3 separate regions of the Mus musculus genome follow, and all the other regions are linked to region 2. The links are chromatin loops, found by intact Hi-C in ENCODE. Cell type or tissue: left cerebral cortex. All regions are shown on one strand.

Evidence for each region. Hi-C counts contacts between places; a loop is a spot of excess contacts. Peaks named below come from ENCODE experiments on the same cell type or tissue, not always from the same donor. Only the 100,000 strongest peaks of a DNase experiment are listed, where the experiment ranks them.
Region 1: it touches region 2 in a loop (6-fold over the local background); 4 of 42 quality-filtered maps call a loop at or near these places.
Region 3: a loop joins it to region 2, with 11 times the contacts of the local background. A loop is called at or near these places in 3 of 42 quality-filtered maps.

What each region holds. Positions count from the first base shown.
Region 1 is chr2:149,421,617-149,424,116 of GRCm38, reverse strand. No RefSeq gene overlaps it. Among named protein-coding and RNA genes, the nearest start is that of Cst10, 18 kb to the right of the region's middle. In left cerebral cortex, a CTCF peak has its summit at 1,393 (motif pointing left); a DNase peak (open chromatin) is centred at 1,362.
Region 2 is chr2:149,766,842-149,769,341 of GRCm38, reverse strand. All of the region lies in intron 1 of Gm14133 (predicted gene 14133), which reads left to right. Among named protein-coding and RNA genes, the nearest start is that of Gm14133, 31 kb to the left of the region's middle. In left cerebral cortex, no CTCF peak of the experiment used is centred here; DNase peaks (open chromatin) are centred at 609 and 1,115; H3K27ac peaks cover 233 bases.
Region 3 is chr2:149,544,287-149,546,786 of GRCm38, reverse strand. No RefSeq gene overlaps it. Among named protein-coding and RNA genes, the nearest start is that of Cst10, 140 kb to the right of the region's middle. In left cerebral cortex, no CTCF peak of the experiment used is centred here; DNase peaks (open chromatin) are centred at 880 and 1,257.

The DNA of each region.
Region 1 (2,500 bases), 350 kb after region 2:
AACTCAAGGCAGAGGAGTACCTTTCTTTCAAAACCAGAGAAGATGTTTCTTTCACAGTCTTTCTGTCTGGGCTGCATGCAGGGTACATGATTTCAGATACCCCTTACCCCTTCCTTTAATCAAAGATAGAAACTGTGTCTTTGCTCTGTTAAGGCACAATGCACAGTAACTCATTCTCTGCAGACCGGTCTGAATCCAGGGTCTTCTGAGAAGGTACCCTTATATGTTAGCTCAGCAAGTGAAATTATCAATTTTGCTATTTAAGAGAACCACAGAAGTCAGACCATCAGTTCTTTCTTACTGTACCTGCCCCATGCTCCAGTGAATACTCAAACAATATCCCTCAGCTCAGGGGAACATGTTAGAGTCAAACCTCCTGACATGCCTCCAATACATCTATGTGATGTCATGGTAACATGGCAGGCATATTCAGGTTGTTGTTTTCCAGAAACAAGAGTGAGTCTCTTGTCTTCACTGTGTCTATACCTACCTGTTCATGTGTACCTGTGAAGATTCTAGGAGAGCAGTAGCTGCTGGAAGTTCTGTTCTTTGGGGGCGTGTGAGAATCTATAGTCAGGCTTAGCAGTTGTTATTTCTTTGGAATTTTGAGGATCATTAAAAAAAGAAGATCTTTTAAGATTTTTGTTTTGTTGTTCTGTTTTGCTTTAAAGAAACCCTGTTGAGTGTGTGAAGAGTTACAAATTCACAGATTTGGGACCTGGGTGGTCATTTTAACTTGTTATTTACTCAAGTCACACCCTAAGATTAAAATTTGATTTTTAAAAATTTGTGCTTTTTATTGACCTTATTAATGATGACTTAAGACAGTTTAAGATCTCAAGATTACCCACCTGAGCATATGAACCTTTTAATTCTACCAATTCCCCTCAGGTTGATGACTGAACTTATATTTTGTGCATTGATTCTAAGATATGATTTATCTTAATTTTCCTTACTACTCTTCTATATGATGTTTTTAATTATAGTGACATTATAATTTTGATACCTACCTCACCTTAAATCTCTCAAAACAGATCATAAATGTGAAGAGGTTTTAGGTCAACACTTCTATGTGCTGGGTTTTGGGAGAGAAGAATGAGTTCTCTAGAGTAAGGTTTTGTCAGATGGCTCTAAAAAAAATCTTATAAGAGAATGTCACCATCAGAAACTCACTGAAACAGGAACGTGAGCCAGCATGACAGTAACAACTTCTGTGTGTGTGTGTGTGTGTGTGTGTGTGTGTGTTGGGGGGGGGGGATGGAACGGGGGGGGGGGGGGAGGGGTGAAGAAGCTCTCTCTCATGCAAGTTAGTCTTAGTGTCCTCATGCTGTCCTCAATGCCAGGCTTTAAAATAAGCGTGAGGATGCTGCCACCCAGTGGGCTTATGAATATAAACATCTTTCTCCAAGGCCAGTAATTTAGATTCTCATAACCTGAGGCTTTAAGTAAATGAATGTTTTAAAACCTATATAGAACATACGTATACCTTGCTGGGTCTACTGTGCCTTCAATACATGTTCCTTTAGACATTTCCAGTCAGTCAATGGCATAAACAAACTTCTTCACAGGTATTGAAATCACTGCTGCTTCCTTCTGAGCTTGTGGCAAATATGTTTTAAGATAGACTGGGAGAGCTAAAGTCTACAGACTTGATATTATTATTTTTATTATCAACATCGTTATTGAAATTAACTTATCTCATGCAAAACACCAGACAGCAGTTTTCCCTCCCTCTGCTCCAGAACTCCCTGATAATTTCTTTTCTTTAGAAACACTCCTACCATGTCACCTGCCGTTTCTCTGAAACATTTCTCATTATGGAGGGATGGTAAGATGCTAACGTAAACAAACATTGCTTCCTTCGTCTCCAAGGTTATCTGCCCATTTTCCAGTCACTTGGAATGGCCAGTTCTCTTCAGAGGAACAGTGAACTTAATGGACATCAACTCATCTCCAAATCAGAGACCACCCAGCAACTAGTACTCTGGAAGCTTTCTCAGTTCTTTACTTTCTTAATTTTTTTTTTCCAAAAAATTTACGGGCATGAGTGTTTTCTCTTCATGTATGTCTGTGTGTCATCGTTATCATCAGAACTGGCTTTCTATTCTCTGAAGAGAGATCACGAATTTTGCTTAAACAATCCTTTTGAGTTCGTGAAGTGCCCTCCACACTGACCCATGATAAAAAGTCATTCAAAAAGGTACAGGGGTCAGATTTACCTTCTGACCTAAAATATTGTAATGCAATTGATACAATGATTTACCCAGAAAGCTGGTTATAGTACTAACGGAGCTATGACAGTAACACATTATGTCATTGAAGACAAAAAAAATAAATTTCAAGAATCATCAGAACTGGGGGAAGAGCTGCTGTGGTTAGTAAGTAGTTACCTACAGGAAAGAAGTCCTTCCTCAAATATTGCTTTCCTACTTCTCCTCATCTTTTTCCTCTAACACCCACTTCCTGTCCAACTCCTCCAACTCTTCTCACTCCTCCTTTT
Region 2 (2,500 bases):
TGGCTTCTCTCCCTCTCTCTCTCCCTCTCTCCCTCTTTCTCCCCCTCTCTCTCCCTCTCTCCCTTTCTCTCCTTCTCTCTCCCTTTTCCTCTCTCCCTCTCTCCTCCCCTGCCCCCTCTTGGATCTTACCAAGGAGCTCTTGTATTTTGGGTTGGGGATCTTCCCTTTGCCAGTGGATGGAGTCAGCACTGCCCATCACATCTGCTTCTGCTCAGTCATTCCCAAAGAGTTTTATTTTAATAGAAGTAGTTTGGTTTTCTTAGGTATGAGTTTATTCTCCAAAACAGTTAACATTTCAATGTCAAAGAATGAATAAAACAGCCAAGTGGAGTTGCCAACACCCATGAATATTCTAGTTTTAAAATCAAGATGAAAATCCCTTATGATGAACATTGAAAAGTGTTCAAATTAATTTTTGGCATTAAAAAAATATTTTCAGCCCCAGTGAGTGCAGCTTAGGGCAGAATTCCATTTTGTTGCCTGTGACACGGAGGAGTGAGGGAGGCTGCTGCTTTCTGGCACTGTTATGGCAAGCTCTGGGTGTGGTGCGAATGTTGCTAACTAGGATGAGAAGTAAGTGTGGGTGCTGTCTGGGGTGCAGATGCTTTCTGAGCAAATATATATATGACAAGTAAAGGCTTGGGAGACAGTATGCCAGCTTTCTTTATTTGTTCTGGAGTAATTTGGTTCATTCAGTGGGATGTGTGAGTGTGAGGCATTTTCTTCACCAGATGGCTCCAGTAGCTTCAATGGGTGTTTTCTACTCCAAGCTGTGCACAGTTGGATGTGGCTAGATGTTGATGTTATCTCTGTTTATGCTCTTGTGGGACCTCTCTACCCCCACCAATAGCCAATGCTCTGAGTTGTCTTTAAGTAACAGCAGATCTCAGCTCCAATGAAAAAGAGAAGCACCTTTCTCATACCTGCACCACAGTAGGCCACGTCCTAGGGGATCATCCAGCCCTGTGTCAGGATGCTCACCTCCCCACAGGGCATTCTAGGAATGCCAATGGTCTAATACACCCCCAATCAGCAGCAGATGAGTCACTGGTAAATATCCCAGACTTTTGTCCTTCAGACAGAACATTCAGAGGACCTCACAGAAGGTTCCCAGTGGGTTGGACCTCAGTTGTCTTCATCATGACTCATACCATCTTGTCTCTTGGCTTTAAAGTCTCTGCTTCCCTTCACTTTGTCTTCCCCCTTGTCTGCCTTTCTAGGATATCTCCAAATAAACTTCTCACTCTAGATCCTTCTCATATGTCTTTGAAGAAAAGTTAGACCAAGAGAAAATTGGATTGAAGCTGAGACTCAGGAGGTTGTTCAGTCATGTTTGAGGGCCATGTTGAAAGCAATGTGTGTCAAGGTACCAGTCTATGGCAGGTTTTGTAATGTCATTGTTTCATGGTTAAAAAGAGGTGAAACTGGTTAAAGAACATTTATTGCTGTCATAGACCACAAAGGAGGAAAGAAAGGAAGGAAGGAAAGAAGAAAGAAAGGATTGATTATAGAAACCTTGCAATTAAGACAAAATGAGGATAATTTTCATGAAGGAATAAGTCAAACATTGAAAAAGGACAGCCATTATTACATGGGGATTTGTAGAAGAGCCAGATTACATATTTACAGCAGTGCTAGAACCCAACTGTTCTTAAAAAGTAGTCAAATGTGTAATATGTTTATTCTTTTTTTGACTTGTAAACCAATTTTTTAAAATAATATTTATTGATTGATTTATTTTTATTAGATATTTTCTTTATTTACATTTCAAATGTTATCTTCTTTTCTAGTTTCCCCTCCAGAAACCCCCTCTATCCTATACCTCCTCCCCCTGCTTCTATGAGGGTGTTCCCCCACCCATCTACCCACTTATGCTTCCCTGTCCTGGCATTCCTTTACCCTGGGACACCAAGCCTCTATAGGACCAAGGGCCTCTCCTCCCATTGATGTCTGACAAAGTCACCCTCTGCTACATTTGAGGCTGGAGCCATGGGTCGCTCCATGTGTAGTGTTTGGTTGGTGGCTTAGTCCCTGGGAGTTCTGGGGGGTCTGGTTGGTTCATATTGTTGTTTCTCCTATGGGGTTACAAACCCCTCCAGCTCCTTCAATCCTTTCTCTAACTCCTCCACTGGGGAACTCATAGTCAGTCCAATAGTTGGCTGTGAGCATCAGCTTCTGTATTTGTCACACTCTGGCAGAGTCTCTCAGGACACAGCTATGTCAGGCTCCTGTCAGCAAGCACTTCTTGGTTTCCACAGTAGTATCTGGCTTTGGTGCCTATTTATGGGATAGATCCCCAGATGGGGCAGTCTCTGGATGGTCTTTGCTTCAGGCTCTGCTCCACACTTTGTCTCCATATTTGCTCCCATGAATATTTTGTTCCCCTTTCTAAGAAGAACTAAAGTATCCACACATTGGTCTTCCTTCTTCTTGAGCTTCATATGGTCTGTGAACTGTATTTTGGGTGTTTTGAGCTTTTGGGCTAATATCCATTTATCAG
Region 3 (2,500 bases), 220 kb after region 2:
TGCTGTGTTTGTAATGAAATCTATTTCTCTTTGATGATCTCAATTAAAAGAAGTTAAGAATTAGAAGTGTGACTTTAATTATTTCTTGATGTATCTTGTTCTTTTTTGCCAAGCAGAGGGGGAAAAGCTAGCAAGCAAGAGCTTCTGTGAGGATTTCCTGAGCTAACTTTTGCACAAGGTCTCTGAAATACGTTGTGCTTCTCAGGGATGTGTACTAGCCATTGATCATCGCCAAGGAAAGGGCAGGGAATCTTTGCTACTGGATTCTTATAAATAGTTCCAAAGTATGGAGATGAAATTACAGTTCTCTATAGCCCCTTATCTCGGGTCAGACATTCTGGTTAGGTCTAGATGAGTTACTCCCTTCATCTATCAACTATTTACCATGTATAATATGAAAGCCCTCCCCCCAACCCTCAGACTCAGGTATTGAATGCTTGGCCTCCAGCCTGTGGCAGTGTTTTGGGAGGCTGTGAATGATTGCTCCTTAAAGTTGTATTTTCAGGTATTTTGTCATAGCAATGTAAAGTACCTAAGCTAGTGGCTGGTAGATGGTGATCAACTCTCAGCAGCTTTGTCTTCAAGGGGTTAAAAGCTATGTCTGCTTACATGGGTGGTACCTTGGTACAGGTAGGTGGAGATTGAAAGCTTGGAGTTACATAGTCACTTCATCACCACCAAGTCATCTAGAGGTCTCAGTAGAAGGATTGTCAGGTTTTCTACAGGAAGACTCAATGTTCCTGTAGAAGTGTTGAAAAAAAGATGGAGAACCGAAGCCACCAATTTTGTAAGGCCTAGCATCTAAACATGCAGTGCCACTCGTGCAACACATGGTTTTTCAGCCAAAGTATCCACAGAGCCAGCTACAGTTAATGTGAGTGTCATAGACTCCAGATGGTAGTTGATAGCTTGCCAAAGGAAATGTGGATCTTATGAATCTTATCTATCCTTCTACAGCACATTTCACACAGAACAATAGCCCTCATTATCTCTCAGCAGATACATAAAAATTCTGCTTCCCTTCAGAGCACAGCCTAGGATGCCCTTCCCTTCATATGTACAAAACTAGGTAATGAAGAATGCTGAACTCCAAATTTAATAGATACCCGTGGTTGTCCCTGGGACAACCTTCAAATTACTTAATTAAAAAACATTAGATATTGGACTGTGATTCTGTTCTGAAGCTGTGTTGGGAGAGAAAGTATTTTTGAAGAGAGAAACTTTTCTTAGCTTTTGTCTCATAAATTTTTATAAATTTTAAGATGGTCACAGACTTTGTGGGTGGGAACGTAGACATCCTACTACCTACCCCCCCACCCTGACACATATATTCACAGTTAGTTTGTTCAAACTATAAATAAATCTTTTCCCAAACTGTGTTTCCAAATTTCCTTTAGAATATAAAGAAGCTTGGCTGTGGTTTTATGAACTTGTATCCTGTAAAACATTGTATCTAAAAGTCTAGTGTAAAATTGTACTACCTGTCTTCTACATTTACATATAAAAAAGCTGAAGAGACATGTTTAGTTCTTCATATCTTATGGAATACATTTATAGAAGAACATAATGAAAGGTTCAATTATATCTATTTACCATAAACTAATTGAGACCCTTTGTGTTCTCTTTCATGTATGCCAGGAACTGCTTTAGATCCTCGCAAGACTAAATGAATCACTACAGTCTATTGATGGTGGCTGAATGAGGGGAAGTCAGTTTTCTACATGGATGAGGTCCCTGGTAGGTTACATACATAATCCTAGTGGTCACACAAAAACACGTTGAGCAACACTAAATTGACTCGGTAGTTCTCTCTCTCTCTCACACACACATACACACATACACACACACACACACACACACACACACACACACACACACACGTGCATGCAAAGACAAATACAAAGGGTCAGATGAGCATACATATCAGAGTGAGTATGGAACACAAGAGGAGTTGGAGGGGAGGAAGAAGGGTACAAATAATAGAAATGCAGTATTCATGTATGAACTTCAACAACAAATAAAACATTTTTTTAGAATATTCTATTTCTATTTTTAATATTTTTATTAGGTATTTTCCTCATTTACATATCCAATGCTATCCCAAAAGTCCCCCATACCCTCTCCCCAACCCTCCTACCCAACCACTCCCACTTTTTGGCCCTGGCATTCCCCTGTACTGGGGCATATAAAGTTTGCATGACCAATGGGCCTCTCTTTCCAGTGATGGCCGACTAGGCAATCTTTTGATACATATGCAGCTAGAGTCAAGAGCTCCAGGGTACTGGTTAGTTCATAATGTTGTTCCACCTATAGGGTTGCAGATCCCTTTAGCTCCTTGGGTGCTTTCTCTAGCTCCTCCATTGGGGGCCCTGTGATCCATCCAATAGCTGACTGTGAGCATCCACTTCTGTGTTTGCTAGGCCCAGGCATAGTCTCACAAGAGACAGCTATATCTGGGTCCTTTCAGCAAAATCTTTTTTAAAGTAAAAAAATGTATCAT